Regions from separate parts of the Mus musculus genome. Here region 2 is linked to region 1. The links are chromatin loops, found by intact Hi-C in ENCODE. Cell type or tissue: left cerebral cortex. All regions are shown on one strand. Links, peaks and the distances in the headings refer to the core of each region. The heading gives the core; the rest is flanking DNA.

The links. Hi-C counts contacts between places; a loop is a spot of excess contacts. Peaks named below come from ENCODE experiments on the same cell type or tissue, not always from the same donor. Only the 100,000 strongest peaks of a DNase experiment are listed, where the experiment ranks them.
Region 2: a loop joins it to region 1, with 2.1 times the contacts of the local background. A loop is called at or near these places in 1 of 42 quality-filtered maps.

The regions. Positions count from the first base shown.
Region 1 is chr13:108,120,525-108,137,412 of GRCm38, forward strand. All of the region lies in intron 1 of Ndufaf2 (NADH:ubiquinone oxidoreductase complex assembly factor 2), which reads right to left. Gm52057 (a long non-coding RNA gene) reads right to left here and starts at 15,760. Exons shown (of 2, transcript XR_003950676.1): 1 at 14,876-15,760; 2 at 10,612-12,729. In left cerebral cortex, for the core only: a CTCF peak has its summit at 6,788 (motif pointing right); a DNase peak (open chromatin) is centred at 6,814.
Region 2 is chr13:107,963,310-107,980,197 of GRCm38, forward strand. Gm41054 (a long non-coding RNA gene) reads right to left here. Exons shown (of 3, transcript XR_873938.1): 1 at 16,390-16,888; 2 at 15,870-16,077; 3 at 14,834-15,146. Among named protein-coding and RNA genes, the nearest start is that of Gm41054, 9.8 kb to the right of the region's middle. In left cerebral cortex, for the core only: no CTCF peak of the experiment used is centred there; DNase peaks (open chromatin) are centred at 6,733 and 7,242.

The sequences.
Region 1 (16,888 bases), core at 5,399-7,898:
ATTGGATGTTTATGAACATTTTTAGCAGTAACAAAACCCTTTATATGATTCAAATAGTCAATGATGAATTAACACAGGAAAAACTATAGTTCATCACACTATGAAAATACATGCAGCCATGGGGCTTGAGAGGCGAGGTGCCACGCCTCTTTGAGGGTCTACTGGAAGTTGCTGGTTGCTGAGGCAGGGGCATCACTTTCTTCAGTGGTATAGCCACTGATAAGTGCCTGATGGTCCTGTAAATAACACCCACCCCAGCCTGTGCAAGCAATTCTGACTCTCCTCAGTGGATTATGAACACAGACTGGAAAGAAGGGAGGGAGACCTGGTTGAAAGCTGGAGAGGAAGGAGACAGAGACAGACGAGACAAAGGGAGGATGGGAAAGGCTAACGTTCACTACATACATGCAGGAAATTGTCAAAGAATAAAAGCATAAACATATGCAGCTTTAAGAGAATAATTTAGTTTTCTGTCTTCTTGGTTTGCTGCAGGGTAACAGCCGCAAGGAGGACAGGGAAGGTAAATAGAACAACTGTGGTTCTGTGTGAAAGAAATACTTCTCCAAATCTCGTTATCTGTATTTATATATCAACATACAGATCACCTGAGCACGGGAGAGTCGCTGGAGCTGCAGAAGCAGTTTCCAGATGCAGGGACGGAGCTGACAGGAGGATGGGGGCTCAGTGGGGAGCGCTCACACCCAGAGCACAAGATGGGGGCAAGCAGTGTCTGCGCTGCCAAGCAACGGTGAGAATCTGAGAATCATTTAGTACTGTCCTGGCACTTTACTTGGCTTTTTTCAGATGTCATGTTTGGAAAAGGACCTCTTCTGGACCTTCCCCTCTACTTTCCATGCTCAGTCTTCGCAGGCCAGACCCCGAGCTCCCTTTGCTGTCTCTCCTATTCCTACCTGACACATAGAATCTATTCATTCATTCGTTTGCCTCTGCCATTAAAACACAAAGTCCACGAATGAAGTTCTGTGTGTTACTCGGGTAGCGGGATCTGAAACAGGACACAGACACCAGTCAGTACATACTTGTTATATAAATAATGAATGAGTTACAACTCGTGTACAAGACTTAAAAACAGGCATAGAGATGGCAAGCTAACAGTAAGCAATGATTCTAAATGGATGATGAAATTAAACTTAAGAAGGCGGGAGAGCAGAGAGATGGCTCTGCAGTTAAGAGCACTCACTGCTGATGCTTGCAAGGGCTGGGGTCAGGTTCCTAACACCCATGTGGCAACTCACAACTTCTGTCATTCAGGTTCCAGGAGATCAAATCCCTTCTATTGGCAATACATGTGGTACCTCGAACCACATAAAATCTAAATAAGTAAATTATAAATAAATTTTAAAATGACAGAAAATGATATTTGCTGAAAGATTTGGCCTTTAACACATGGTGAAGAAGACACTATGCCCTCACTGACAGTGGAAAGGAGACCACTCCCAGTCTCCCAGCAGACAGCCATCTCAGACCACCTAACCCGAAAGCGCTTTAGAAAAATAAGGCCCAGTGTGCACTTCCAGGGACGACTACTAGAAGACATAGTATTCTTTTCAAATAAGAATAGTTGAGACTCTCAATTATAACCACAAACAAAACATCTGAAAACATTTTCTATGTTCTAATATTCATAATCTAGTATGTTAATAAAGTTCAATAATTTCACATTCCTATTTTCTAGGTAATCTTATATATTTGGGTCACATTGCTAATTAAATATAATTCTTTTCTCTATAAGGTAACTACTTTTACTTAAACTTGTATAAACTCTAATTTTCCAGAAATGCTATCTGAGGGCATGCTACATTGTTAACGCTGTCCACACAAAGAGCTCTGGATGAACAATGACCCCCCATCCCCAGAGCCTTCGGGTCTCCCAGAGACCACAGGATTTTTCAATTGAGTGTAATATGAAGGGCTTACAAAAGAAGCGTTAAGTACAAAAATACAAGGTTTTGTCTGTTTTGCTTTTTAAAAGCACTTTAAAAGGAGAATGGACTTTTTAGTATAAATTTAAACACGCTTATATTTAATATCTAAGTATATATTTCATCATTTGTAGAAAATCTAGTACATACTTAAAATCTGGGAACATTGTTACTACATAAACAAGAAGAATCAAGTCGTTCTTAAAGGCACAGTATTATACAGGCTTTTCCTGAACCCCTGTAAAATGACGGTATTACAGAGACAAAAGGCAAGCTTGTTTTCTATGGGATTGGAATAACGATTTCATGGGCTTGCACGTAACCTGCAATTCACCTGAGAACAGCAATCAACTACCCCAGAATGTTCTGGCTGTTCTGAATGAGTGTTCAAATCTCTGAAGGCTCTTACGAAGAGACCCTGTGTGATGGAGTTCTGTAGCTTTAACAACTGCCTTATTTTTGCTGTTTAAATAGTGAAGACTGACTTTTAAGTATATATTAGGTTTTCTATAGATGAATAAACACATATTTAGATATCAAATGTAGACATATTTAGTTAAAATCAATTAGGCTGAGGAGTCTTTCCCTCCTGGCTGTCTATATTTTTCTTTAATCCCGGTCAGTGTAAACCCTTATTACCAGTAATTTGCGGCTGGAACGTCGAGGAAAATGCTGGCCTCACAGGTTTTTGTCATGTCTCCCCCTCTTTCCCTGCAGGCTTCTACTGTTGATGGCCTTTATGGAAATATGAATTCAATCAGCAGCTGCACATTTTATGAGACGTCCATCTTCATGCTGAATTTCTAACTGAGTGTCAAAACAATCCGTGGGTCTCTCCCTGATGAAACGCACATTGAATTGTAAATTTCTGCAATTTCCTCACGTTTGACTTTCGGCTGCCAGCCTGGAAACAGCCTACTGGCCTCAGCAAATCACTCTCCATTCTTCCGTCTTCACTGCATGTAAAGAGTTAAAATAACAAAGAGCACGGTGGCAGCTTCCCCAGCATGGACAATTAAATTTTCTGCATTAATAAGGAAACAAGCCAAATCCCCCTAAAATACACGATACATCTTATAGAGACCGTTACCTAAGAGCGTGTGAGTGCTATACGGTCATCTGTATTTACTTATGCTGCTCGGTGAGGGAGACAAGCTTTGACAAAACTAGTATTTTCTATATATGATATCCATGGAGTGCCTAACTGAAAAGCAGCCACAAAGTCATGACTAGCAATGACAAGTTTAATGAGAGACATTTTTTGTCAGGTATTTCCAAGATAAAAATACTAAAAGAATTAAAACAGCCAGACAGGGCATACTTCTTAATATATAATTACAACTGGGTTAATTTTTCACCAAAGAATCATTTTCAACTGAAAAACAAATGGAACTGCTTTTAAAGAACACACTATTACAAAACCTATGTTGTTTTAGAACTAAATAAGGAAAATGTCTCGAGCTTTGAATTAAGAATTCACTATACTTTGCTTCAAGATACCTACAAGATACTGCTTCTTATAAACAGTTTTCACTGTTACAAAAAAAAAAAAAAGCCGGGAAGCTGCTGCAGTAAGCAAGCACTATGTCCCTAGAATCATAACGGAAACAATGGCTTTTCAGTCATTTCTTTAATAAACATTTATCGAACATCTCCTGTGTACCAGGTAACGCTTACTGGGCCGAGAGGAGACAGAGATCCGAGCACCCCGTGCTCTTCTCTCCGAGAGAGATGGCAACAACAAAACAGCTGCTAAAGCGAGGCGCTGTAAGTGCTATGAACTGGAACAAACTCAGAAGAGCACTGGAGAGGGACAACTGTCCGTAGACAGCGATGACACTTCCAGAGACAGAGGAGTCACCAGGAAGGCAGCATAAAGAAGAGCTGACCTCCAGGCAGGGGCAGTTCATGGCACACAGCAGCAAAGCACAGAGGGACTGTGAAAAACTGGTAGGAGCCAGACATGGCCAACAGGGCTGATGTGTGGTGACGGGCTAGACTAGGTAGGCTGGAGTCTTAAAATATTTATTGAAGCATTTACTTTTTAAATAATAAAATATTTATTGAAACATTAACTAGAATGCAGGACAGTGGGAGAGATTTTAAGCATGAATATAAAACTAACACATTTCTCAAAAGCATATGAAACCATACAAACTAGAGTATAATGAAAAAGAACATAAATTCCTGGAGCCAGTCTTGATTCAGTTCTACCAGGTAAGGCTGTGCGAATGGGGCAGGTTCTTTCTCTACCTCAATCAACGTGTGAAGAAGACAACAAATACCACCATATACAGCAGGCTTAGTATGAGAACTCTGTACCTGATAACCAGTTACAGGGCTGGACCTCCAGCATCAAGATGTTATTTTCATTTAAAAAATACTTACTGGATGTTTGCTGCATACTTCAGGAATACCTCACCGAAGTTTACAAACAGAAAACCAGAAGAGAAATTCAATAATTACGAAATAGATTTTAGAAAGATATTAATATACAGAATCAATCAATACCTTAAAATACAAGGGACCATAAAGTCAATGAAATTTCATCAATATTTTAAAAATTCATGAGATTTACAACAAAAATAGTCCTTCTCTCTCTCTTGTGTGTGTGCATGTGTGTGCACATGTGTGTGTGTGTGTGTGTGTGTGTTAATGGTACTCTACAGAACACCTTAAAATAGCACAGTGTCATAAAATTGGGCTTTAGTTGGGACTGTGACAAACCCTGGGTTTCAGACCCGACTTCAGGCCCTTGGGGTGTAGGATGGCAGCAGTCTCTCTCTCTCGGTAGAGAGAAAATTTACCATTAGCTGCTGAGGGGCGGCAGAGGAGGCACTGAGCATGTGTGTAACTGTTGCAGGATCAAAGTCGCTCAAGAAAACGTACGCAGGAGATCCTTGGTGTTTGAACTGGAGCAAAGCAAACGGTCACTTCAGTGTGGAAAGAAGCGGGAAGCCAGCAGCAACAAGTTTAAAATTTAGAGAAATATCACAGGTGTACAAGGGTTTCAAATGTACTCCACTGTACAGTGTGAAATTGATAAACTTGCAAACGAGATTTTGCTAGACCCTTGAAATCCTTTAGGATCCAAAGGACATAAAAGTAACTAATGTTATAAGATACCTACCACACTAGATTTCTGCAGAAATAATCTCAATGAAATATGATTATTTTTTTAAAAAAATGGGATTAGACCACCATGATGGGAAAACTTTACCTGGTGTAATGAGACGAACTGACCCCCACAAACAGAACTACGGCACTGTAGTAGAATTCTGACTGCACTGGACTTACAATGGTTGGCTGCAATCTCTTGAGTTCATGATGGTGTGTATGAAAGGGTATCTATACCATCATTCTGCTTTTTATACAAGAGAATTATATATTTGTAATCCTGTTATATACAACATAGTATGTGAGATAATCACCTTGCTAAGAAACTGGTCTTGTGTTTCATTTGCCCAGCTGCACAGTGTACATCCTTGAGTTGAACATGGCTGAGCGGGAACAGATGAGCAAGGATGCTCAGTGCTTCAGGAAGATGAAATGCACGCTCAGCTGATGCTACTTTCAACTCACCATGGGTTTGGGAGGATGCAACCGCATGGCACAACAAGCACATCTGCAATCTCAAGGTGACTGAACACAGGAGTGTTTAGAGCGAGTTTTAAAAGGTAAGAGGAAGAAGATGACGGTGAAGACGAAGTAGTAGTAGTAGTAGTAGTAGTAGTAGTAGTAGTAAAATATTTTTTTAAAGACCCAAAGAGAAACACAGGAAATAATCATCAAAGGGAACCAAGATCTGATAAACAACACAGAGAGGGAGGAGCGGGATGCAGAGTACAGCTTGAGGTGGGCTGGCTAAACATCTGGAAGAGAGTTGCTACACAAACATGGGGATCAGAGTTTGAATCCCACCAGCCATATAAAGAGCCAGACAGACTGCATACTTCTGTAAACTCAGCACCAGGAGACAGCTGGTGGGCAGCTATCCAACCCAAATGGCCAGCTTCTAAGTTAGTGAGAGACTATGTCTCAGGACAATCAGACAGGGGAGGTGGCAGAAGACAGAAGATGACATCTAATTCTGGTCTCCTCATGCACACACACACACCACAGGCTATGCACGAATGTGTATACATACACACATGACACACACATACTACAGGCCACACATAAATATGTGCATACATACACATGCACCACATATACCACAGGCCACACATGGTTATGTGCAAAATATGCATGTGCAAAATATGCATGTACCACATATGCTATAGACATGCACATAAACATATGTACCACATATGCCACAGACTATACATGAATATACATACACATGCAGAATACATTATTAAGAAATATACTAGTGAACATACTGGAAAACTAAGCAAATAATATTAGCAATAACAGTAAGACTTGGACAGTACAAATTTTTATTTACAGGAAAATACACAGCCCTGAGTCTTGATATCAGGAAACAAAAAGGATGAAGACAGATGCCCTGAGACTTTTAAGAAAGTTGAAGAATAAAAGAAAAAATGTAGAATTGGTGAACAAAAATAAAGAAAATAGAATACATAAAACAGAAGTAGAATTAATATTTAATGAAATATAAAATAAATACCAAAACCAAATTCTGGTTCTTAGAAAATAGACAAACTTGTTATTCAATTTTAAGAGAAAAAAAATCTAAGTAAACAACACTAGGAATTTAAAAATATATGAAAAAGCAAAAGAGAATATTGTTTTTATACATGTGAATTTTAAATTTTAAAATAATTTCAAAAACATGTACATTATTTTTAATGTGTATGAGTGGTTTGTCTAAAGGTACCAAATGCATGCAATGCCTGCCAAGGCCACAAGTGGGCGTCAGATCCTCTGGAACCAGAATCATAGACAGCTGTAAACCCCCATTAAGGAGGGCCAAAAAGGGGGAGTGGGTGGGTAGGGGAAGGGGGGTGGGTGGGTATGGGGGACTTTTGGTATAGCATTGGAAATGTAAATGAGCTAAATACCTAATAAAAAATGGAAAAGGAAAAATAAATTAAAAAAAATAAATTAAAATTTAAAAAAAAAGAAAAAAAAAAAAAAAAGAACTGAACCCAAGTCAAGAGCAGTTTGTAATAGCCAGGCCATCTCCCGAGACCCTAAAGTATGTGAATTATTAAAAACAACCAAATAATTAGAAAGAGCAAATAGAACTATTAAGAAGCCAAATTGTCATAATGAAAAAATTCTTATAGTCAATAGATTTTAGTGCAAAATTTCTATAACAATCTTTTATTTAGATGATAAATATATATGGACAAGACTCTGAAGCCCAATTCTTATTTAAGAAGCTTAGCTTGCCCTTACATACACTTCCAATTCACAGGTATATGTGCTATCCAAAATAATCTTACAGGATTAATCAGTGTCTATAGAATCTGCCTCTTGTAGGCAGGTCTTTCACAGTTACTACCAAAGGAAGGACTTTTTTTTTTTTTTAAACCAGGAGAAAGAAAAAAACTTCTGAGGCAAATGCTGAGTTCTTAAATGGATAGAGAGGATAAGGTGAGTTCTTGCCTTGGCTACTACTGATCATATTCAGAGTACACGGGACTTAGAAGTGTGTTGTTGCCACCACCTGGCAGGAAAAAAAAAAAACAAAAAACCCCACACATTTGAAAGATAACACACTCTCCATCTTTTAACATAACACTGGTCCCTAAATTCAATTTTCTTACTGTAATAGAAATTCACAGCTCACACCTAAATACAAGCTCCAACCAGTCCAGGTAACTGGTTAGAAAACAAAGGGCTTTGGATCTGGGATCTCCGGGTTGTGGGGAACGGACTGCTGCAGAGCCTGGGATCATGATCCTGGGCGAAGCAGAATGCAAACCCAGCCAGGAAAGAAAACACTTTCTGCTTTCTCCTGACAGTGAGCCTGAAGTTTCCCTGCAACCCAGGTATTTGCTACCATGAAACTTGGCTGCCAGCTCAGAAACTCCATTATTACGATGTCAATGTGACCATGACCACAGCCGTCACCCAGGAGGCTGCTCTGCCCACAGTTCGCAGTTCTTATGCAAGTTTTTGCTTTTCCAGCCTACACAGCATCCATTTTAATGCCCTATTATACTTTTATATAAAAAGAGGTGTTGATCGTTCCAAAAGGTAAATCATTTTTCCTTTGGAGATATATATTTTTTTAAATCAGTTAATCATACGATAAAGATATTTATAATTGTTACTACTTTTTAACCTTTTCCCTTCAGATTTTAAACTAACCTTTAACTATCAGTTAGAAATTTATAGCAATATAAAATCATTTGCTCACTAAATATGGAAAAACCTCTGAGTACTAGAAAAGGCAGAGAAATATTTAAAAACCTGTTTCCATGACTCTCCTGTTAAATATAGAAACAGGAAAAAACTGGATTTATATTTAGTAATAGTTAAAAATAATTAAGAATAGCAAGTGAGATAAATATACTTTCTATCATCCACTTAGGCAACAGCTTAATGACATTAGCAGACATGGCATACTTTCACTAAACTAGTGGAAGCTGGGACTTGGTGCACATCTGCTTTAAAACAAAAGCCAACACTTCCAAAGTCAGCCGTCCCAGCGAATGACGGCTCCTTCACTTCATTGTGGTCTCAAGAGAGGATGAACAAGATACCCGACAAGCAGGGCCTGCACTCCTAAGTACTGTTTTTTACATTTTTTATATTAAGCAAATGCAAAAGATGCTCTTTTCAACCAGTAGATGGCATTACTCCAAAATCTTAAAACATCATTTAAAAACCCCTAAGAGCAGACCAGGTCTGTGATATGGGTACTTAACCGGAAGTTCCCCGGCACTGCAAAGTTACACTGTAACACTTCAGTTCTGAACACTGCTTTTACCCCCCCCCCCCCAAACCTCTTTTTAACTTACTCCTAACTCTACAAAAGGAAATAATGAACTCGGAACAAGCAGGAGCAAAAACTATTCTGCCTGGCTCCCCAGTGATACACAGCATCAGTTTAATACAGCTTCCTGAAGACATTCGATGTCATGGGATGCAGGGATAAAAACACGCTTTATTCGAACAGCTCTAAACATCCAGGCAGCTGTCCAATGGAGAATAATAATTAGCTAGAAATAAATCCATTGGCTTTAATATAATTCAAGTATGGAAGGCACAAAGCTTTAAATCAATGTATCAACAAAGGGAAATCTTAAATACCTTATTTTAAGAGTTGAAAGAAATTATTATAAAGGGAAATTTTTCTTTTTATGTACCTTTGAACAAAAGACATTAAACAAAATTAAAATCCAAAGGAAACTATGGTGCATACATAAATTAAGTGCCTGGAAAAAAATCTAATTAAGCTTGAAGGTTTCCAAATGAACAAAACCGCACTAAGCATGTTTTTATGTATCAGCCATTTCCTAGGGGTGATTAAAAAATTTAAAACCAACTCTACAAATTTCAATGTTTTCTCAACTTCCATGTTTAAATGTCTTCAACACCAACAGTGTGTACTCGTTTGCATGACTTAGTAATTCTACAGCTTGAAAATGTTTAACCAAATTGCTGAAGTCTCTCTTGTAAGGTGGCTGACAGACACAGAACTACTGGCACAATGTATTAATACTTAACTGACAATGTCAATGTGATTATGTGACTTAGTTTACTAATTTTTCACGCAGTCTCCCTCCCTTTGTAAAATACTTTATAGTTCTTTCTGAACTCTTCTTCCTTCCTTCCTTCCTTCCTTCCTTCCTTCCTTCCTTCCTTCCTTGTTTTTGGTTTTTCGAGACAGGGTTTCTCTGTGTAGCCCTGGCTGTCCTGGAACTCACTTTGTAGACCAGGCTGTCCTCGAACTCAGAAATCCGCCTGCCTCTGCTTCCCGAGTGCTGAGATTAAAGGCATGCGCCACCACGCCCGGCTTCTGAACTCATTTTTCAATATTCATTCTTCTTATTGTACTTATTCTTTTGAAAAAGAATACCAGCTCTATTAAGTAAAAATTATATATTAAAACTGTCAATATGCAATTAAGACGGTTTCTCTAAACAGAGAAATTCAAATTCGGTCTTTGTAACATACTAAGATTATTAATACAGTATCATTGTCTGCATTTTTGTCTTGGTACAACATAAAAATTTGGAAATTATAAACAGCCTTAATTATATTCTAAAAGGAAATCATAAGCCCTAGACTGAAAGAAAAAAAGAAAATCTGAGAATAAATTTTAACTGACTTTATACATACATATTAATTTAGTCTCAGCTAGTTTGCTGAGAATTAGAGTAAGCCAACGATTTAGATAATAGCCATATGTATATTATGTCTCTGCTGGGAAGGACAGCAGAATTCATTGAATCTTCAGTCAGGCAGAGCATGTGGAGTTGGAGAGTTCTGCAGAATATCACGATGCATACATTGAGTAGGCAGTTGGACAAATGGTCTGAAACTCAAGTGAGAGGGCTGGGTGGAAGACAAGGCTTGGAAACCATCAGCACGTATAGTGACTGACGCTATAGGAGTGGGTGCATTTAAGAAAGAATTCTGGGGGGAACAGAAGGATGGAGGAGCTGCCAGATAAGTGGCAATACTTTTGGAAACCTGAAGGAACAGTCAGAATGAGAGAATGACACCCCGAAAGGAATACTGTGGTTAATTTTTTTTTTTTTAAGAAATTAGTCAAGGCACAAAATGGAAAGAATATACTGAGTGTAGCAAGCAGAACACCCCCAGTGGTCTTGCCAGCAGCACCTTGGGTTGACGGTGAAGGCATACACACGATGCAGGGATAGGTGAGAAAGCGGAGGTTGGAGACTCAGGTCTGTCATTTATTAAAGAAAGAAAAAGGCTGAGCAGCTTCTTAATGTGTAGCATTGAGCTAGGATCCACTGAAATCCTACACAGTGTGGAGAAAATACTCAGACACAATGGTCCTCACAGCGTTTACAACCTGCCAGGGAAGGCCACACACAGCAGTAGACAATAAGAGCATGCAATAGAAACCGTGATTTAATTTTTTAAAGGGAAGGTTGGATGACTGATAGCATTGTGTAAATCTTGAAGATACAGGTCCCAACACTATGTAATAAGAGAACTATCAAAAATGCCACAGAACTGATCTAATAAAATATTATCTGGCTGGCCAGATGATTCAATGGGCACTTGCCAATAAGCCTGGCATTGTGAATTCAATTCCCAGTACCCATGTGACTAAGAGAACCAACTCCTACTGCAAATTGTCCTCTGACCTCCACATGTACAATGTGGCATTTGTGTGCCCCACAAAATAAATAAATATAGTAACAACAACAGCATCATCATCATCATCAAAAAGCCATGTCTGCCATCATTAAGCACTAGATGTGACCGTCTGAGAGAGAAACTTTAAGGAAGATGGGCTCTACTCTTTGGTAAAACATAGGGAACAGGAATACAAACAGGAAAAGGCCTGGAAAGAAATAGAAATGCTATGTTACAAGGAAAATGTTTACAACAAAGTAAAGAACAGTAATAAGGCAATTAATTTTTCTCTCATAAAAAATGATGGAAGACAAGTGTCAGGATATAAATAATGCAAATCTGCATCTTAAGGGCTTCTCATCTGCTCTTTCAAAGTGCCATCTCACCCTCCAGCGAGTAAAAAGGTAGCTGAAGCTTCACACTGCTCTAGCCCAGGAAAAATAAGAGGCAAGAGAGTACTGCTTTTCCCAACAGAAACACAGGGCAGTCACTAACCCTGTGGCATGGTGCCAGCAAAAACTACCTTCTTAGTAAGAAAGGAAAGACGGTTGTATAATGGGAGGCAAACTGCAGCATCAAGCCTGGCTCAGGACAAAGCAAGTGTTGCAACAATTAGATACATGATAGCAATGAAGAGTGGCGCTTCAGGCCCAAACAACCCTGAGACACCCCCCCCCCCCCCCCAAAGTGCCCATCCGGTCTAGAGAGTAAGGCAGGTCTAAAAAAGAGTCCTTTAAAGAGAGAGTTGAAGGTCAAAAAGAAAAGGCAAGAGGAAGGTGGTAAGAGGTAAGGGAACCAGAGTTCAAGGGCTGCACATGATACTAAAAAAGGAATTAAGACTCCTGAGAGCCAGATCAGGAGTGGAGAGCGGCACTGTTTACCAGGTCCATGGGAAGCTGTTGCTGTGGAATGTGCAGAATGTAGCAGCCTGGACCCAATGCTTAAGGACGGTATGAAGTTACTGAACTGAAGCATCCTTCATTTAGAAATCAGGGTAAGGTTAGCATGTAGGACCTGGGTTAGAGAAGGACAGCTAGAAAAGCAAAGCAAAAGGCAGCTGTACTTCAGGAGAGAAATATGAAAGGCCCAGCCCAGGACAGAGATCCTGAGGACAGAGAATATACTGTGGATTCAAAAGCTATGTAGAAAGGATAGTTGGCCATCCTGGTATTCACAGGGAGTCGAAAAAAAAAAGTGTTAAATCTGATTCTCAAGTTTCTGTCTAGACATGTAGTTGTGGAGTTAGATATGGCTACCATTCATAAAGACGGACTGTTTGACTATTCAGCAAAACTTTTGCTTTCTTTTTTGGGAGATAAGATTTTCATTTTTAACACGGTCACGCTGAATCACCTGTCTGTCAGCTACTGTCTTCTGTCTTCTGTCTTCTGGGCGCTGGGATCCGAGAGAGGCGGAACGGGTCCAATCTTTCAGGGCACTGAGCAGTGAGGCCACAATGCACCTAGTCAGTGGCTCCGAGAAAGGCAGAGAGCGACTACAGCGGGGTCAAAAGAGCTCCTAGGAGCCCAGTCTCCTAAGAGAGGGAAAAGAGGAGGGGTTGTGTTTCTCACTTCTCAAGGTCCTGTTTTGTGGTTCTGGGTAGAACCTATGAAACCTGACACTCAAAAGCACTATACCCTACCCGGCACCCAGGCCAGCCTTCAATTTGTGCTGGCCTATGAACTCTGTGGGGAATGGGGGGAGCTTCGTGCTTAGCTCTCTTGTGAGACTATGCCAGGGCCTGGCAAATACAGAAGTGGATGCTCACAGTCATCTATAGGATGGAACACAGGGCCCCCAATGGAGAAGCTAGAGAAAGCACCCAAGGAGCTGAAGGGGTCTGCAACCCTATAGGTGGAACAACAATATGAACTAACCAGTACCCCCGGAGCTCTTGACTCTAGCTGCATTTGTAGCAGAAGATGGCCTAGTCGGCCATCACTGGGAAGAGAGGCCCCTTGGTATTGCAAACTTTATATGTCCCAGTACAGGGGAACACCAGGGCCAAGAAGTGGAGTAGGTGGGTAGGGGAGCAGGGCAGGGGGAGGGTACAGGGAACTTTCAGGATAGCATTTGAAATGTAAATGAAGAAAATATCCAATAAAAAATTGAAAAAAGGTTTTATTTTATATTCATCCCTCTATACCCTCTCCTTCTTGGAAATTTACAGTGCATAAAAATAAATTAAGAACTCTAACGTTCTGTATATTGTTGTAATGACATATTTAATCCTGGTGCAAAAAATTGTAACCCAAATTTACATGGCTTAAAATATTTCCAGCTTATAATACACAGAAGTATGAAAACCGAGTCAGAGAACCTTGGCTGACACAGGAGTATTGTGAGTTCAAGGTCAGCTTGGTCTACACAGTGAGTTCCAGGGCCATCTAAGCTACAAAGCAAAAAGACTGCCTCAAAAGTAAATAAATGAATAAATAATGAAAAAAAATCTGAAAACACTGGTCCTTGAACAAAACATAGGGAGTGACTGTTAACCAGGATGACAAGAGACATAGACCTGCACAAAGGCCTGGGTATAGAAGCCCTGAGAAGCAACAATGTACAAAACCACAAAGGCAGGAAGAAGAAACTATAACAGAAGGCACACTCACAGAAGGCATTTCATAAAAGGCACTGGGCCCTACACCACCTCTTAAGGCCCTAGTTCATGTCATTATCCTAGAGAGCATAACACACTCTGGCACAACGGATAACACAGTCTTGGAACCACGCGCCTTGGAATGAAAGGATGTGTGTCAGCATCCTAGCTCCGTCACATCCTACCTGTACCTGGCTGATGAAAACGCAGGTGGTGGTAACAATGCTGATTTTAGAATTGTGTGTGTATGGGCCTGTGTACCTGGTGCCCAGAGTGGCCAGAAGAGGGAGTTGGATCCCCTGGAACTAGAGTTGCAGATGGTTGTGAGCTGCTTCGTAGGTGCTGGGAACTGAAACTGAGTCCTATCTAAGTGTAGCCAGTTGTCCTAATCACTGAGCTCTGTCTCCAGTCCCTGTCAATCTCTCTTAAGATTACTCCAAGTAATTACCAAGGCTTGAGAAATGCTAATATCACTTTCCTATGCACTACGTACTGCCTGACAGTTTATTTCCAAACCAGAATTTTAGCATTACTGAATTTTCACATGCTCTCTTCAGTCACCTGATCACTGAGTTTAAACAAAGGAAAGAATCAAGTTTCTTTTAAGGTATTAATTAACAACACAGTAATACTCACATTCTAGTACATTCAATAGACAGACTTACAGGAATTATAAATTATGTATTACTTTAGCTTGTAACTTAAAAAAAATAAGTACAATTTTTTTAAATGTGTAGCCAGGTGTAACGGTACACGCTTCTAACCCCAGTACACAGGAGGCTGGGACATAAGAATCAAGACTTTGAGGCCAGCCTGAGCTCCATAGCAAGGCCCTATCTCAAAATTAAATACATAAATAAACCAGCCTTACCACAGCGAAGGTACACTTTATAGCCATATAGGACTAGCTTGTCTACTGGGGGAGCCTCTGGACTAGACTACACTATTTTGTATTCAGTGCTCTGGATAACTTGCTCTCTCAGAAAAGCTTTGACATCTTAGTGGCAAGTCTGTGATCTGAAAGGCTCTTTATGTGACACGCGGTCCCTGTATATTGTCCTTAGACTTAACCAGTTCTCACCTGATGAGTGCCGGTTCCCAGGTTACAAGCTGAGGATACAAACACCAGCATGACTTCTAATCTTTCTTCAAGACACACTGGGTCTAATGGGGCAGATACTGTCAATTCCAACATTACTAGAAAACATCAATATTATTTCAAATTTTTAGTTTTACCAACAAAAATGTAGTGTGGCATAACTAATTCAACTTCCGTTTTCGACATCAAATTTTACAAAACAAATGGGATAAAAGGGCTATTAAAACAAAAAAAAAAAAGAAAAAGCTGAAAAAAAAGGAAGTCAGATCATGTGACTTAAAAATCCTACTTAAAAATCTCTCAAGAGCTTCCAAACGTATTTTGAATAAAAATCAAGGCATTTACCCTAATCAATGAGCCCCACTTGAGCTGGTACCAGTCAGCAGCTGACTCATTTTGTATTACTCTCTTCTTTGTTCACCACAGTCCAGCTGCAAAGCTTCCTTCTGCTCTAGGAACAGAGCCACTCCTGCCTTTAGGCCTTTTCTCATTGGTCAGGCAAACGCAGACCGGACGAGTTCCTCTCCCCATCTTGTTCCACTGCACCCACGGTTTCCCTCTCTGATGGTTGATCGCCCAACCCCCCCCCCCCTTCTAAAGAGAGAATGACAGCATGTACCTCTCAGAGTTTATTTGCCAAAGTGGACTAGAGCTTACAATAAGAAACGGGTGTGTTGTATACATTCAACAAGTATGTCTGAATGAATCAAATTACTGAGTGTTTGAGCTAGGATTCAAACTCTGTTAATCCTAGACTGCTGGCCCAGATAGACCCAAATTTGCTTTCTTTCTGTATCCTCCTCATCCTACACTGCTGTCTTAGTCAGGGATTCTATTCCTGCACAAACATCATGACCAAGAAGCAAGTCGGGGAGGAAAGGGTTTATTCGGCTTACACTTCCACATTGCTGTTCATCACCAAAGGAAGTCAGGACTGGAACTCAAGCAGGTCAGGAAGCAGGAGCTGATGCAGAGGCCATGGAGGGATGTTCTTTACTGGCTTGCTTCCCCTGACTTGCTCTGCTTGCTTTCTTATAGAACCCAGGACTATCAGCCCAGGGATGGTCCCACTCACAAGGGGCCTTTCCCCCTTGATCACTAATTGAGAAAATGCCTTACAGTTGGATCTCATGGAGGCATTTCCTCAACTGAAGCTCCTTTCTCTGTGATAACTCCAGCTGTGTCAAGTTGACACAAAACCAGCCAGTACAACTGCTTTACGTAAAATATACTATTACTATATACTTGCTGAATGAAGTAACATTTTAGATTTCAAGCCTTAAATTCTTAGGTACCCGAACAACAGAAACAGTACATTACAAGGACAAAACCAATTCACACCACTCTGTCTTTCTACATAGCTTCACTATCTTACCTACTGTTTCCCCATTGTAAAAGAAAAAGAAATATCAAGAGCCACAGACTGTTTTGTTTATAAATGTTTCCCAGAACTGGTGGAGCAAGCCACTCCTATCCTTGCAAATTACCACTGTTTCCCAAGCCCTTCCTCCCTCCAGTCCTCAGAGCTTCGTCCGTCCACCTTTCTTTCTCCCTACTTCTTTGTTCTTCTGGGTCACTAAGGAGAGTAGCTTGAGATGAATTTAAAACAAAAGAGAACTGGAATAAAAAAAGGGAATAGGTTGTTTCCTTATAAGTATATGGCTACATCTTCAGTATTTCATCCCTGACAAACCTGTTCATTCACAGAGGTAGACTGATAAATAAGAATGAGACATGAGGAACATTTTAACTACTGATTCTCTCAGATCCTAAGATCCCAAAGACAGGACATTTAAATTTACTCAATATTTACTCAAAAATGTACAAAGAGAATCGAATACAAAGCTGGGATCCTTTGGCGGCAACGTTTAGCATGCTCAAGAGTGGCCTTTATCCCTTTCTAGGATATTCCAACAGGTCTCACAGCCAAGCTGTTAAAATGCTCGCCATGCTGAACAGCCTCCAGTTGGTTATCCATTCGATCAGGGTTTTATA
Region 2 (16,888 bases), core at 5,537-8,036, 160 kb before region 1:
TCACATTGTCCCTTCAGCCTGTGAGGACCGGGAACAAAATATACTCTGCCATTGTATGCCACTGTATCTGAAGCGAGGTATTTCACAGCTATGAGCCTCAGTTTTCTATAAAACGAGCACAGTTATATATTACTCAGTGTCCTTATAGTGAATATCTCCTGTTGTTAACAATCAGGAACAAGTGGTGTTTGTCCCCAGCATTCGACTACAACCGGCCTTCGTCTCCTGAACTCCAGTCATTTCCTTTAAAGGACCTTTTCAACCCTGGCAAAACAGTTAAAGTAGCTACGGCTCGAGTCATAGGGTACACAGGACGACTCAGTGCCTCTTCTAGATGGACAGAGGCCAGACCACATGCCTGCAGGGACACGGGGAAGGTTGGCGAGATAACATCTACATGGAAGGTGCAGAGGTGTGCTCTCCTTTGCCAAGTTGCAATCACCCTGGTCCTGGGGCAAGGGCTCCTTTGTCCGGCTTTGAAAGAGAAGGCACAGCAGGTACTCCAGGGCTCTCAGCAACCCCACACCTCCTCCTCTACCCCCGTACCGCACCATGCCCTAGCAGGGCCAGGGAAAGAACAGCAGCATGTGGACTGTTGAAGTTCTGATTAAGTTTCTGAGTTCAGAATGAAATCCTGGTACTGCAGAGTCTCCTGGAGGCCAATAGCTACAGAGGCCTGGGGGATCCAACAGTAGCCCAGTGGCCACCTCTCTGAACTTCCATTTCCTTTCCGGAAGACAGGATAGCACTACCTACTTCATTCAGATCGGAGGCTACAAAGCCAGCCTGTCTTGAAAACTGAAGAGTAGTGCATGTTAATTGGATGATATTTGATACTTGTCCCTCACTCCTTATCTGAAAGCAACCATGGTCAAGAAAGAAACGCCTGACTCTATTTGCCTGCCCCAGGGCAGTCCTTGTTGCCTCTCTACAAGGCTGAGTTACGGATTAGGAACCCTGAGAAAAGATGGTAGGATCGATTCTATTTTTAAGGAACAGCTCAATGCTTGCAGTGAGTGGGGCCACGAAGCCATGTTATTATATAGAAGTAGTATTAACTTTAATTTATGTCACTGTTCTAACTCATATTCCCTCCTGGTGCCATATAGTGTCTGTCTCAACCCCCGCTTCTCCCACACCTTTTAGAACAGCTGCCCTTTCTCTGCTGGACTTTAGCACTCTGGCCCTGAAGGCGGCCCCCGGGTTTCAGGATCCGGGGTCTGTGACATTAGATGTGCTGATTGTAGCTTTGGTGGCAGCCATCATCAAACAGGCAAGCAGGACAGCTTGAGCTGTTCAGACAGTGGGACAGAAAAGGCACAGATGCCCTGTTACAGGGAGTCAAGCGTCTCCCCATGACCCTGGCCACCACAAGGTTTAGGAAAGACTCCCATTTTCCCAGAGCTTCGGCTGTGGCTCGCTGACAAACGGGCCCCTCAATAATCTGATTGTATGCTTTCAAAATAATTCTCAGTAATGCTCCAAGAATGTCTGAACTGCTGTGTGAACTCACTGCTTTGCATATTTTTCCACTTATTATCGAGAACTTGGGTGGACCCTGCCCATGACCTTGCTTTTCTGAGGGCCTCCAGGCGAGGCTCAAGGCAGTCTCTCAGGCTGGTGAACTTGCGGTGGCCTCCTGTCTTATTCCCACTCTTAAGCTGAGCCCATACTGTCTCTTCCTGCTCCCTCTTCAGAGACAAGGTTGAAAAGAAGGATAGCTTTGAGTATAGATCACGCAGCAGAGAATGACATGAGACTGTACTGTAGCTCTGAATTTTCATGAAGTGAGGTTCTGGGAAGAGAAGGTGAGGGCAGAGGAGGTGCTGCCTCCCGTGTCCTATTTGCTGGACCTAAGTGCCCAAGGAAGGGGCACACTGTTTTTTTTTTTTTTTTTTTGATTTATTTATTTTTATTATATATAAGTACACTGTAGCTGTCTTCAGACACTCCAGAAGAGGGAGTCAGATCTCATTACGGATGGTTGTGAGCCACCATGTGGTTGCTGAGATTTGAACTTCGGACCTTCGGAAGAGCAGTCGGGTGCTCTTACCCACTGAGCCATCTCACCAGCCCCCGGGCACACTGTTTTTGATTAAGATGACTGCTCAACAACCTCCTTTGCTTCTAGCTTGTCTTTCCAAAATCTCTGAAACATCCCAGGCCGACCAGATGCAACGGAACCTGGTTTCATCCTTCCATGGAGAGAAGAAGACATGCCTTCATTAAAAATGAGATCTGCTACTAGAAAAAACGGAGCTGAACGGGCCGACTTGCACGTTTTAAAATGTATGGATGCACAGACCCAGAAGAAACCGCTCTTCCCTTTTGCTAGATGCAGCTAATTATATAGAACCGTAAAGAAGATCCTAAGCCAACTTAGGAACAGAGGCCATTCCTCCTTCTGGGCCTCAGCTACATGCATGTATTCTGTGTGTCCAAGCATGTGTGAAAGTTGAAAGGACATTATGTAAATGTAAATTTAAATTTACATTTAGATAATCTACACACAAGGATAAGCATTCTGAGCAGACAGGTTTAAAAATAATTCCCAGGTTTTTTGCTCAACTCATTCAGTCACTTTTGTAGTTGTTATTGTTGTTGTTGTTGCTGTTATTGAATATGTGTTCCATGCATGTGAACATATTTGAGTGTATGCATTAACATGTAGAAGCCACTGTCCGTATCAGGTATCTTCCATCTTATTTTTTTGAGACAGGATGTCTCACTGAACCTGACCGGCTAGGCTGACTGGCCAGCGAGTATAGAGCTTTGCCTGTCTCCAACCCTCATTCCACTCTCTCAGCACCGGAGCTTCAGACGGGCGCTGCCACGCTTGGCTGTTATGCAATGCCACGGAGCCGAACACAAGTCTCCCTGCTTGCTTAGTAAGTCCCTTGTCCACTGAGCCATCTCTGGAGCCCATTCCTCCTCTTAAGAAGGAAATCTTTCCTAATTATTTTGGAATCTGAGTCTTTTCTCTAAAAGACTTTAACTCTATAAAGGATCTTATAATCTCTAAGAATCTTGGCTTTCTTTCCTTACAAATCTCACAAATAAATTTTTCTTCCACATTGTTTGTTTGTTTGGTTGTTTTGTTCTTTCATTTCTTTTGGTTTTGTTGTTGGTTTGTTTGCTTTTTTTTTTTTTTCTGTGGCCACTCTATTTAATCAACCCATTTTGGGTTCTTATTTTATTGATAACATTACTAAAAGTTTTAGACATTCTTCTTATCTTGTAAATTTGAAGGATCATTATTTTTAGTCCTCTATCTTTATATAATTGTGATCTTCTCTATTAATACTTTATTGCCAATCAGATGTACTTGTGTCGTGTGTGACTGACAGCAGCTTATGCCCTCTGGGGATTGATCCTTCCGCTTCATCTCCTGGATGCTCCCCCACTGCTTTCCTTGCTGCTCTGTAAGCCTTTAGGATTAAGCCATAGTTTTTTTGGTTTTTGTTTTGTTTGTTTGGTTTTTTTTTTTTTTTTTGATGATTTTATGGGATTTTGTTTGTTTGTTTGTTTGGTTGGTTGGTTGGTTGGTTTTGGTGTTGGTTTGTTTGAGACAGGGTCTCTACATAACACTAGCTGTCCTGGAATTCACTAGTATGACCGGGCTTCTTCACACTCACAGAGATCCACCCACCTCTGCCTCTCAAGCGTAGGATTAATGGCAGGGGCCCACCACACCCTGCTGATCTGGGGAAACTTTAAGGCATGACTGAAGTGGTTTTCTCAAGAGATGACCACATTTGTTGTAGCAACTATAACTTGAAACCAAGTCACTTTTTTTTTTCTCTCTCTTCTTTTAGCTTGAGGGTTTTTGGTCCTCACAGAGAGTTGTAAATTTTGGGTCCAAAATCTCTTGTGTGGGTTTCTCTGTAGTTACACATGTTCAGGAGAAAAAGCCAACTTCTACTAGGCACTGTCGTCAAAATAAAAGAGTTTGCACACTACCTTTCTGTGAGTGGGGGTGTAGCTAGGTCATCTGTACCCCGATATTATTGCCCTTTTCCTCTTAAACTTCACCTCAGTTGGGATCTGGGCATGGTTTCTTGTCTCTTTTACTACGTGTGCCCCCCTGAACGTGAGTTCAGTGCCAGCCAGGGCCATGAAGGAAAGGCCAGGGGTCTACCCATGCCTTCACGAAGAAGACGGCATTCGGAACCCTTTTACCTTTCAAGATTCTATGTTCACGTTTTTGCTTCTGACCCTTTACACATTCCTATCAACTCAATGATAACACATTTAAAACCAACTTCTGGTATTGTATTCAGAATTTTCCATTGTTTTCATTGGAGGGTGGTTAGACTGTGTGATTTGCCATCCTGAAGAAAATAGGAGTCCTGTTTTTGTATTGTTTTGTATGTTTGCTGTATTTCATATTTAAAAGGACACTAACTTGAAAACAAAGAGTTCTGGAAGGCAACAGACCCCATGACCACAGCCTGGGGTGGTGGGATTACTGGTGAGTATTCCTAACCCCACTATTCCATGCTTTAGATAGAAAAACTTCCAAGTTGGTAACTATCTTAGGGTTTTACTGCTGTGAACCATGACCAAGGCAACTCTTACAAGGACAACATTTACTTGGAGCTGGTTTACAGATTCAAAGGTTCAGTCCATTATCATCAAGGTGGGAACATGGCAGCATCCAGGCAAGCATGGTGCAGGAAGAGTTAAGAGTTCTACATCTTCATCTGAAGGCCACTAGGAGAAGCCTTGCTTCCAGGCAGCTAGGATGAGGGTATTACAACCCGTGCCCACAGTGGCACTCTGCCTCCAAGGCCATACCTACTCCAACAAGGTCACACCTCCAAACAGTGTCACTCCCTGGACAAAGCATATTCAAATTACCACAGTAATCACAGTGAGTCATCCTGACTGCTTCTTAAATAGCAAGCAGCTCAGGGTGACTCAAGAAGCCTCCACTCACCCTTGGGCATCCACACTCGGTCCCACTCCCTCTCTTCTCATTCCCCTGCATAAACAACAGTTCCATTTCATTTGAGATGACAAGTCATTCTTATTTTAATGAAGTAAATGTTGAGAAGAAGGAACCATACCCCCCAAGGCAGCCCAGTAACATGGTCAACACTTTATATTCTTAAATACAGAAAACCCACCACACAACCTTAAAAGAGAGACTATGGTCTTACTTGGAACTTCATCTGGAAGAGACGGAGACATATTTCCCCTTCAACAAGCAATGCAGAGTCGGGCAGAGACTACAGCTCAGTAGTGGAGCACCTGTCCATCACACATCATGGCAGAGACATGAAAATTTGATCCCAAGCACCAGCAGCAGCAGCAGCAGCAGCAACAGCAAAGTAGTAGCAATATAACCCAGTGAGTGATGTTCCTAGTAGGAAAAAAAAATCTTAGAAAAAGGAAACTTTAGTATTTCTTCACTAAATGATATACAATTTTAAAAAACCTGTCTTTTGAATTTAAGTACATAAAAACAACTGGAGTCTTTTGTGAACGATTCAAGTTCATATAGTGTTGGGCAGAGCTGCTTAGTCTGCTGTGAGTGTGACCATTATGGCACCCAAGCCTATCAACAGCTCCCAGCAAACCCCAAAGGGAGAGCATTTTGGATATCCCCATAGGGATAGTATTCACCATTCATACTACTGGTGAACCCAACTGGTGAATATGCTCACTCCACACTCACAAACAAGAACCTCCAAGTGCTGACTATGCGACAGACAGACAGACAGACAGACAGACAAACACTGCACCTCACTGCAACTCTTCAGGTACTGCTCTGTCCTTCCTCACAGCCGCCTAATATTTCATGACACGAAATAATGTGTATCTGAATGGCTTCTCTACTCACAGGCTCTTATGTTCCTATCTAGTTCTTGTTAGACAATGCTACATATGCATATATATGCATGTATACATATGTGCATACATAGCTTTCTTTACACAATCAAATTCAGTATTCTGGTCAAACAGTGACCCGATGGTGGACTATCTCAGAGAAAATCGCCTCCCTCCTGTGTGTTTAACCTATGGTGTCATACAGTTTAACTGTGGGATGGGCACATAGTCCCACCCACTCCAGAGAAAGGTTCCTTTTTAAATTCCTACATTTTTATCTTATATTTTTATAACTTTATATTATCAACATCATTAATGATAATTATCATTGCTATTTTCTTACTCTTAACTATAGGGATAGCTTGTTATTAGAAAAAAATATAATCACAAAATCCCAAACTCGCAAAACAAACAAGGGAGCAATTATTTACATTACAAAATTATTATTTGCTTTACAAAATGGTACTGATTTAAATCAAGAGCACCTTGACAATATTTGAACTATAACTAGATTTGGAAAAAAAAATCAATTTACAACAGAATTTTCCAGAATATATACAATACATATAGGGGAATATCCAGTTGGGCATAGCTTTATGAGTCTGGGGAGGCCATTTAATTTGTCACTGGGTCTTTTTGAGAGGCAAATTGGACACAGCACAAGGAAACCGGTGAAGGATTAACACAGCTGCAATTATGTGATTTTTGTTCTCTAAAATTCTTGCCTTATGATTATTATTATCAAAGTCTGTGCTTCAAAAGCAGGAGGCATATCCATTTCTCGTCTTTGCTTTTCAGGCTTCCTCCCTCGTGCCAGCCAGCAGAGTGGCATATGGCATAACATGAATAGACAGCCTCCTACCAGCCTATCTGCAGAACCAACAGTACATATCGAACCAAACCACACCTCATGTGAAAGACGCACAATTATCCTTTCCTCTCCGGTGTAGGAGAGTGGGAGGAGGTGGGGATGGAGGAGGGAGACTGCTTGATTGTTGGCAAGAGAGCTGAACGGAATGGGAAGCCTCACCAGGAGGTGGGGGAGGTGGTCTTCTTATTCATTGGCTCTAATTCCCTTGCCAGACTCATGAAATGACAGTGCTGTAGGGCTTAGGGGGGAAAAAATGAGGCAACTCTGGGGCAGTGGGCGGTGGAGAATGTATTAATGACAGCCTGCCTAGCCGTTGAGTGGCAGATGAAGCATGCAGATACACTCTCCCAACACTTAGCCAGCCCCGGTCCTAACACAGACTTCAAATCTTTTCTTCCAATCACTCATCTTTTCTGAGTCCCCTTCCAAAATATGCAATATGTCATTTAAAAATACTTTAGGTCTCTCTCTCTCTCTCTCTCTCTCTCTCTCTCTCTCTCTCTCTCTCTCTCAGAGGTGTCCACCACAGGAGCGTGAGAGGCAAGCTTGGCATTTTCCCAGCGTGTTCCGGAATCCCAGCCTGTGCTCTGACCATAATTAGCACGCTGCCTTCAGAATGCGAGCCTTGGGGGGAACAAGACAGGGAGTAGGTCCTCTGGCACCTCCCTGTTTGCTGTCCTCCCTCAACACCCCTTAAGAGAAGAAGGCAGCCACTAGGCATATTCTGGGCACCCCTAGAGGTGCTGCAGCTGGGGGCTTCTGCTGGTTTGTCAAGTCCTGAGTTTACAGCTTTTGGGGTAGAAAAGGCTCGATCCATCTATTTTTTTTTTTTAAATGAGGTCAGTGGGAAATGAAAATAATTACGTGGGAAAAAGGAGGAGGAAACCTGGCTTGGGAAGACCTGGGTTTACTTCAGCTTCGTCACGTGACCTTGGGCAGGCCTCAGTCTCCCTCTGAGGCAGTTTTCTCAGCTCTTTCTACATCAGCGATGTAGAAAGCAAAGCAGACATGTGATGGCCTGAGAGGTAAAATTGTATATGGACTCTGAAGAGACAAAGCCAAGGAAACAACAACAGTGGTCTTTAGGCCCCAAAGTGAAAGTAAACCCGTGGAATGATTTGGAGGTCAGAGGAGAGAACACTCTTGCCTGCTGATGCTATTAGGTAGCAGATTATCCCAAAACGTAATGAAGGAAACCAAAACAACCATTTTGATATTTTAAAATGCTTTTGTGGGCAAGAATTCAGGAAGGACTTGGCTGCTGCGTAGTCACATGGGTCTTCACATAGATGGTGGTAGTTGTGGAGGAAGATTGCCACCACCTGAAGGTTCAAATGGGTCTTTGGGCCATCCAAGTTGGGCTCTGAAGGGGGGCCGGTGGGATTGTGGTGGCTGGAAGGGGTAACTGGGTGAGGACCAGTAGACGCTCCTAAATGATTCCCTCTGGTCAGGCTTCTTAGGCGCTGACCAAGCCTCCTCCAGAGCAAGCATCTCTCAGAGAACACAGAGGAACCAGCCTCCAGGTCACAGGGTGTCATAGGTGTCACATCTTAGTCCTCAGCATCCCATCTTGACTTGAGAGGATATCAGACAGTGTGTGTGGGGCCATGTTTTTTCTTAGTATCTCCGAGCTAAATGTCTTCATAATGTATATAATTTATTCAGCTTTCTGCGACAAGAGGCTCCCTGAATAGTGTGCCTTGCTGCGTACTTAGGAAGTAAGGGTGCTTAAAGAGTCAGTGCACTTTTCAAGTAAATTATAAGGCTCGACATTGGAGTTAACTTTAACCTCCACAGCTGTTTGATGTAAATAAAGTCAGCTGCATCTCTCCTCCGTGCAGGGAAAAGGTAAAAGAACTGGAAAATAAATAAATAAATAAACAAATAAATAAAAACAAGAGACTCCAATTTCCAGGCTCCCAGGAGCCAAGGATCCAGGCTCTTGTGATGTGGGGCTGTGGGCCATGCAACCCAGAGAAAGACATCAACTCTCCATGAGTGCCTTGGGGCAGGGCCCGCTGCCTGGACCCCAGCTCTCCTGACACTGCCAGCTGCTGGCAAGCACCCCTCGGGCGCTCTTCCGTGCGTGGCTCTAATTTCAGTGATTATTTGTTTCCATCATGTGCAGCCGCCATCAGACTGGTTTTCGTTCCTGGGGATTAAGCAGTTTCTGAAGGTTGTTATCACTCTTTCAATGGAGCATGTCTTCAAACACCTTCCTGGATAATTACCATGGCCCAGTGACTGGGGAATCACTGGAGTGATTTTAAACACACACACACACACACACACACACACACACACACACACACACACCTCAAGTGTGTCTCTATGTGTTTGTTTTGTTTCTACATTGTCAATGCCCAACCATTCCTGAGAGACAAGAACAAAATAAGAAGACATGTGGTAGTGCTTAAATTATTCCCCCAAAGGGAAAGTGTCCAATATTAAATTATTCAGTCTTTCTACTATTCTGGGGTGGGGAGGAGGCATTTCAACCAAGAAAATCATAGTTTACCCACAATGCCCAGAGGAGCCCGAATTATACTATCAACTTCTAAATACAGTCAGCAATGCTTCACTAGAAAAGCTGCTTTTAAAAAGTGACACTTGTACTGTTTACACTGGAAAATATCCAGTCCTTCTGTACCTTGTCCCCTGGCCTCCGTGTACACACGCACAGACATGCACAGTTTTCCAGGGTCCTCAGATTTACCCTGTTTTCTTTCTTTTATAAAGCAGTTTAAAGATGTATTTTATGCATATATGTGGTTTCCTGCATTTCACTAAGTGTGTCTGGTGTCTGTAGAGGTCGGAGATGTCAGAAGAGGGTGTGAGACCCCTTGGAACTGGAGTGACCAGTGGTTCAGTGCTGAGAACTGAACTCAGGGTCCCTGCAAGAGCGTCCATTGATCCACCGCTGCAGCCTCTACTTCGGGCTTCTTAGCACACAGGTGATTCTTTAAGGAGGTGACCAAATATTTCCCAAAGGAAAAATCTACAAGAGGTCTAACTGTGCCTTATTTATTGAAATGTTCTAAGAACATTTATCTGACATGGGCCATGGAAAATGGAGGTGGTAAGGAACTCAGACAGGCCATTTCTAGAGATCTCTTTTTTCTCCGTCGATGACTGGAGGAGCCAGACGTGGATTGGAGTTCGGCTTCTTCCAGTTTTGACTCAGTTTCTGCAACTCTGTTCCCATCCATTCAACCCTAGCCTGGACCTCTTATGTAAAGATCTGAGTTGAAGGAGACAAATCCTGGGAACTATTTTAAATAGCCTTCTATGGCTAGGTGGCTGCATTTACATGGCGTGATATTAGAACAATAGAAAATAGAACAACAGAAAAGTCTTTGTGTCAAGAAGTCGGTCCTCATCTACCTATTTATGACTGTGGGTATGAGTGTGGCTAATGTCTTGTGTACTGATGCGAACTAATACATATATCCCGATATCTTTCTCCTCTTTTTAAGAAAGAACCTAGGAGACAAGGAACTTGCCATTTTGTCCAGGAGTAGTATCCTAGTTAAGTTTCTCTTCCTGTAGTAAGGTCCATAACCAAACACAATTTGATGAGAAGGAAGAGGTTTATTTGGCTTACAACTTACAGAGCATCATCGAGGGACACGAAGGCAGGATGGTAGAGGCAGGAACTAAAGTGGAGAGTGAAGCCGGGCATGGTGGCGCATGCCTTTAATCCCAGCACTTGGGAGGCAAAGGCAGGCAGATTTCTGAGTTTGAGGCCAGCCTGGTCTACAAAGTGAGTTCCAGGACAGCCAGGGCTATACAGAGAAACCCTGTCTCAAAAAAACAAAACAACAACAACAACAACAAAAACCAAAAAACAAACAAACAAACAAAAAAAAACAAAAATAAAGTGGAGATGGAGGGGGAGGACAGACAAACACTGCTTCTAGTTTGCTCATCTTGTTTTGTTATACAAGCTAAGATCACCTGCGCAGGGGCATGATGGGTCTTCCACAATAATCATTTAATCAAGAAAGAGCCCCACAGACATGCCTACAGGCTGATAGAGTGGCAGTAATTCTTCAACTGACGTTCTATCTTCTCAGTTGACTCTGGTTTGTGTCAAGTTGACAAAAGAAATCTGTGCAAATGGAAATGCACCTGCAGGGAAGGCATAGAGGCTTGCAGCATCTTGGAAACGTGGAAACGGCTTCTTGGTTACTTCGGTACCTGGGCACATGCTCTTTGACTTTGATTCCTTGGTTAAAGCTATTCTCTGCTATCGCTTCCTCCTTAAAAGCTGTTGTCTGCACTAGCAACACTCTAAATAATTCAGAGAACTCGCTCCCCTACCCCCAACAACAAACAATCCAGCAGCAAGGGTTGTCCAGGGTCCCTTTGGGTCTGAACACTAATTCATCATTTTTTACAGTAGGGGTACTGCTGGTGGCCTGGATAAAGAACATGTGTCCCATGCCATAAGCGTCTCCTTAGCTTTTCTTAGTCTTGTGCCCACAGATAGAGAAAACAAGCACCTTCAAGACATAGTCACGCATCACTGAATGCTGGGGATTTTCATAGAAACGCATCATGGCTAGATAATTGTGTTCTTGTGCAAACATTGCGTACTAAGACAAGCCTAGGTACACACCCAGGCTGAGTGATCTATGCGTGGGGATGCATGCTGGGGTGTGTGCTGCAGCCTATTGCTCTTAAGAGAGGTGCTGATGAGCAATCAACGTGACACGAAATCAAGAACAAAGGAAAATGGTGTTATCAAGAGCTGTGGGGACATACAAGATGTACGGGGCTGCCACCACGGAACACAGCAGGGTGTTTTAACTATAAACTTTTTCTAAGTAGAAGGAACACCCTCTAGAATAACGATGAAAGTATAATACAGCAAATACTCAGGCAGTAACAGTTGTGGGTTGCTGTTAAACTATCGTGTACCGTGGGTTGGAGGCAGTTTCACGGGTTATGTAATGGTAGAACAGCCAGCAGGTAGGTTTGCTTAGACCACCCTTGCTGCAAAGGCTCGGTCCTAATGCATTGTTCAATGAATCATACTTAGTATGAAAACTCACAACTGGCATGCTAAGGTGGTATCACTTAAGTGATAGGTCCCTGTTGTTGTCTTATAATCTTATGGGACCACTGTGACGCACGGATGTGGGCCATTGTTGAAGGCAACAATCATTATGAAGTGGACAACTGTGTCTTACACTTTGACCATAGGAAGTCTCCAACAGAATAATTTAATAACTTTCAGTGACTTCAGGGATGTGTATGCAAGCTGATAATTGATGAAGGTGTTGTGTGGGACCATGCCAGACGCTTCCCAAAATGAAAAGCATTTAAACTCATATTTTGGAGATGAACAAGAGAATACCCTGTGTTTCAAGCAAGTTGAAACACAATAACAATGCAATTTGCTGCTGTTTTGTGTAGTGTTCTACACCGGATGGATAAAAGATAAAACTAAATTGTGACTGGCATACAGAATAAGCTATTGCATGAGTGTATATTATAACAATTGCTTCCCATTGTAGACTTTTCCCTAAAGTGCTATAAGTTTGTGAAAATCAAATAAAATTTGATTAAATATTTAAAGCGACCCTTAAGGTGATTCATTTATTTTAATATTATATTTTAACTAGCTTTTTTATTAAAAAGAAAATGCATGAACATTATAAGACTTTTAAGCATAAAAATGCATACAGCAATTGGAACTTTAATTCCTGATACGTGGGAACCTCATCAAGTTCAAGGCTTGAATTCAATCCCCAGTAACTACAAACAAACAATAAATATGGAGAGAAAGTGTCTCCCTACACCTAATCTTAGGTTGTCAGGCCTATTTCCAGTTCAGAGAGAGGAAGAGAGAGAGAGAGAGAGAAAGAGAGAGAAAGAGAGAGAACAGAAATATACCCTGATCCTTACAGAATATCATAAGATGCAGGTACCTGTTTTTCAAAACAAAGAGGTGTGTGTAAAAATCCCACTCTTTGCTTTGCTTAGTCCCAAGTGGCACCTATGTCATCCCTTGCCTTCTGGAGTGTGGCCTGACATCTCCCCGGAAGGAAGATCAGCTATGAGTTCTCCACTCAGGACTTGTGCACTGAGTCCTCTATGATACTTAAAAGTGTAAAACACTTTCTTGGGGTCTGTCCTTATAAGCTGATTTTGCCACACATGGATTGTGGCCCGGATCTCCCTATTTGGCACCTGCCCTGTGGTTTTCATCTATCTTGATCAACCGGACATTCTCCCTTCCCTCTTATCCCCTGGACCATAGGTCACCAAAGATCCCTTCCCCGGGCAGCCTCCAGCCTGCACGGAGGGCCTTTTTGGGTTCCACTCATTTGATCCCTTTTCATGGTCACCGCCCTGAACTGCATGACCTCTGTGGTCTGCGAATCATTCTGCTTTTCATTTCAGGGACTCCAGATGGGAGAAAAGACCCAGTGCCCGTTCTCCAGCTCCCCCAGAAGTAGAAGTGTCATATTTTCAAATATCAAAGTGTTTCCTAAACTTGGATGTGTACTATCATCTGAGAAACTCATTAAAAATAAAGATCCCCGGGCTTCTACCCAGAACTCCTGATGCTGAAGGGGCTGCCTGGGAGCCTGTCTCTGCACTCAGTCTTAAGAGATACTGACTCCAACCTGACATGGACTGACCCCTTCATCAGGGACCTTCTGGCTTACAAGAGTTATCTCTGAGTTATCCCTCAGTGAATACCGCCAACACTGTTAACCTGCTGAACAAAATTAAACTAAGTGAGATGGAGTCCTTGCCAGTTTAGGATTACTGTGTTTGAAAACACACGGCTGCCCCTGATGGGCGTCCAGTGAGGCCGGAGCTCTGCTCTGCTCTAAAGGGCGGCTCTGCTGAGCTCAGGGTACAACAGATGGCTACGTTTGACGGCAAGTTGGAGGTTGAGCCGAAAGGGTTGCATTTACTTGTCTATACAGAAAGGCTTCAAATCCCAGCAATTTCAGTTTAGTTAAACTCATTTTGGAAAATCCTTTTGGCTCGTGTGGTCTCATGCTTTGAGTTCCATTTTTAAACACCGAGCCCATCCAAACCCACCAAAGCCGAGCTGACGCAGCCGGAGAAGATGCTGCGCTTCACACAGATATCTGCTGAGTCTGTAAAAATCCTTACAGATCTGTCCAAACTGCTTTGTTGAGAAACCAAACCAAAGCAAAACAAAACAAAAATCCCTAATCCCAGCGGGGGTGTTTGTAGGGTCCTGTGGTTTTAATCCAAAGTGATGGCAGAAGCAAGGGCCAGGCATGTGACTGACAAGCCGAAAGGTTTCATTAGGAAACCTGAAAGAAACCCACAAGCTTAGTCTTAAAATATACTCCCAAGAGATGAACCGGGGTGGGGGGGTGGGGGGTGGGGGGGATCATCTTAGTTTTGGCTCTGGAAGCATAGACTGTGGAAACAGGTCCAAACCAAATGCTGTCAGGACTCGCTCATTTTAAATCCAAAGCTGAATTTTTATTCCACTAGGGTGACAGTGTTTATTAACACTGTCTGTGGCAATTGGATTGTCTAGCAGAGTTCAGGGAAGCTGGAGGCCCTCTCTTGTTTGTGTTATGAACAGAACCAGACGGCTGTCCAATAAAATCAGAACCAACAACGTAAATGATGGGATTTCGTTTCACCATATTTCCCTTCCTCTGGGATGTGTAGACAACACTGTACAACATAAATTACATTTCCTGTCCTTTAATATAAAAGTTGACTCATTAAATGTCAGATCACTTTCAGTACTGACTCTTCTTAGAGCAAAACCAAGTGCAATCTGTAGAAATCTGTGGAGGGACCGGAGGGATGATTCGGTAGTTACAAGTACTGTCTGCTCTCTAGAGGACCCAGGTTCAATTCCTAGCACCCACTTGGAGGCTGACAACCATCTGTTCCAAAGGTTGCAACATACTCTTCTGGCCTCTGCAGGTACTAGGCATTCAAATGGTGCACATACATCCATGTAGGCAAAATAGCTATACATATAAAATGAAAATGAGAAACACTAATTTTTTAAAAATGTAGTATCTTCATATTATTGTTACTATGTAACAAATGACCTCCAAATATAGAGAATAAAAGAAAAACATTTTAGTTGTAGTACTTAGTTTTGTGGGTCGGGAATTCTGGCAAGGCTCTGTTATGTGATTCTTCTACTTCATACGATTGGCTGGGATTGCCCATTAGTACTCAATGGGTGGTTGATCCTGTCTTGAATATTCAAGATGGCTGCACCCCGTATCTGGTAGGTTGGAAGGACAACTGTGGAGCTGACTCAGCATCTGCTGCTTCCATTCGTGGTCTCTCTACAATGTTCTCATGATTCAGAACTTCCAGGCCAAAATAAGGCCTGGAATTGGCATGAGCCCCTCCATTGATCAGAGAAGTCATGATACAGTTTCAAGAGGGAGACACCAGCCTGAGTTTCCTCCTGTGGAAGAAATGTTAAAACGCCAAATCGTTTCTGGTTACCCTTTCACGATCTCAAGGCAAATGATGGGGTTCTATTCCCAGAAAATCCGATTTATTAAGTACATAGTAGAATTAAGGACCTGAACTTGAGAAAACACCAATGCGTGCAAGGGGTCCTGATAGCAGCTTTGAAAAACACCACTCTCTAGAGCGTGCTTCTGGCCAGCCAGCAAACACTGATGGGGTTGTCATGTGCTTGGGGTCCTGCTGGATCTCCAACAGAGGGGCAGAACAAGAGGAGATGGTCAGCGTAGGCGGCTGAGGCAAGTGATTTGAGGATGAGCAATGGCTCTCAGAGCCAATGGCATGCTGAAATGGGGATGGGGGTGTGTCAAAATGAAGCACAGGGACAACAAACATCCTCTTCAGGATGTGGCAGAAAGTGGTGTTGGGGACAAGGAGGGGGGTAGGAGGCATGAGGAGTCTAGAGCAGGTCCTTTCTTGCTTGCCTGCTTGCTTGCATAATCTTTTTATCGCATGCTTCTGAAAGGATCATCTCCCTTCGTGTTTATCGCTTGTGTGCATGTTTGTATCTGTGCATGTGTGTTTGTGCAGGATAGTCTTAGCATGCATGTGGGAGTCAGGAGACAACTTTGTGTGGCGAGTGTGCTCCGTCCACCCCTCGGTGTGGGTTCCAGAGACTGAGCTCTGGTCACCAGACTTGTGTGGCCAGCACATTTACCTGTTATGGCCCCTCTGGCTCTCCTTCAGTGTCTCAGTCAGCTCGGCTGCCATCATAAAATGCCATCAAAGACAATTTATTTCTCACAGTTCCTGAGGTTGCGAAGCCCCAGGTCAAGGTTGGCAGAAAGGGTATCTATGGAAGCTTTGCATTTGGTTCGTGGATGGCTAATTCCTTGCTATGCCTTCATATGGCCTTTCCTCGGTGACTGCACAAAGAAATAGAGAGACAGACTCTCCCTTTACTCTTCTTAGAAGACCCCCAAATCCGACAGGAAGTCCCACACTCATGACCTCCTCAAATGCTAATTCTCTCCCAAAGATCCCACCTCCAAGTGCTAATGCATTCTGGGAATCCGTGCATGAATTCGACCAGAGGGCCTTGAATGTCTCTCCATCCTGGGCTTTCTGGCCAGTCCTGCTGGCCTGAGCTTCTCAGGTCTGGCAAAACATATCACTCAGGACAATGACCACAGTCAGGGAACCCAGCAACAATCAGAACTTTCAGCATAGGCACCTACCTCCTAGACTGTGCTTTCGCTTCGTCGTGTTGTAGTCCCGGAAGCCACATAATCTGTAGAACTCAACCCCAAAGGAGGGAATGTGTATGGGAGGGAAGGGTAATAGAGGAAAATACTGTTAGGGGCAACTTAGGAGCTGGGTCAAACTATGAAAGGTGTTTTTTGTTTGTTTGTTTGTTTTGTGTTTTTTTTCCAGAGTCTATGACCTTCTGTTTGCTGAAAACAAAGCCAAAAATGGTGACCTGTCATCTAAATCAATGCACTGGCTGGAAGACAACAGTGGGACAAAGTGATGGTCACTAAGCAGATTAGGTAGGAACTGAGTAGTGGAATGGGGGAGGGTCCAGAGTCTTTCTATGAAGAGGAATAGGGGGTGTGTGCCCACTGGGTCAGGAAGCATTGGTCTAGGATGGCTAGACAGACCCCTTCCTTTAGGTCCAGATCAAAAGCAGTCAGTTCTGAACCTTGGAGTCTTGAGGGATGCTGGAAGCAGCAGCAC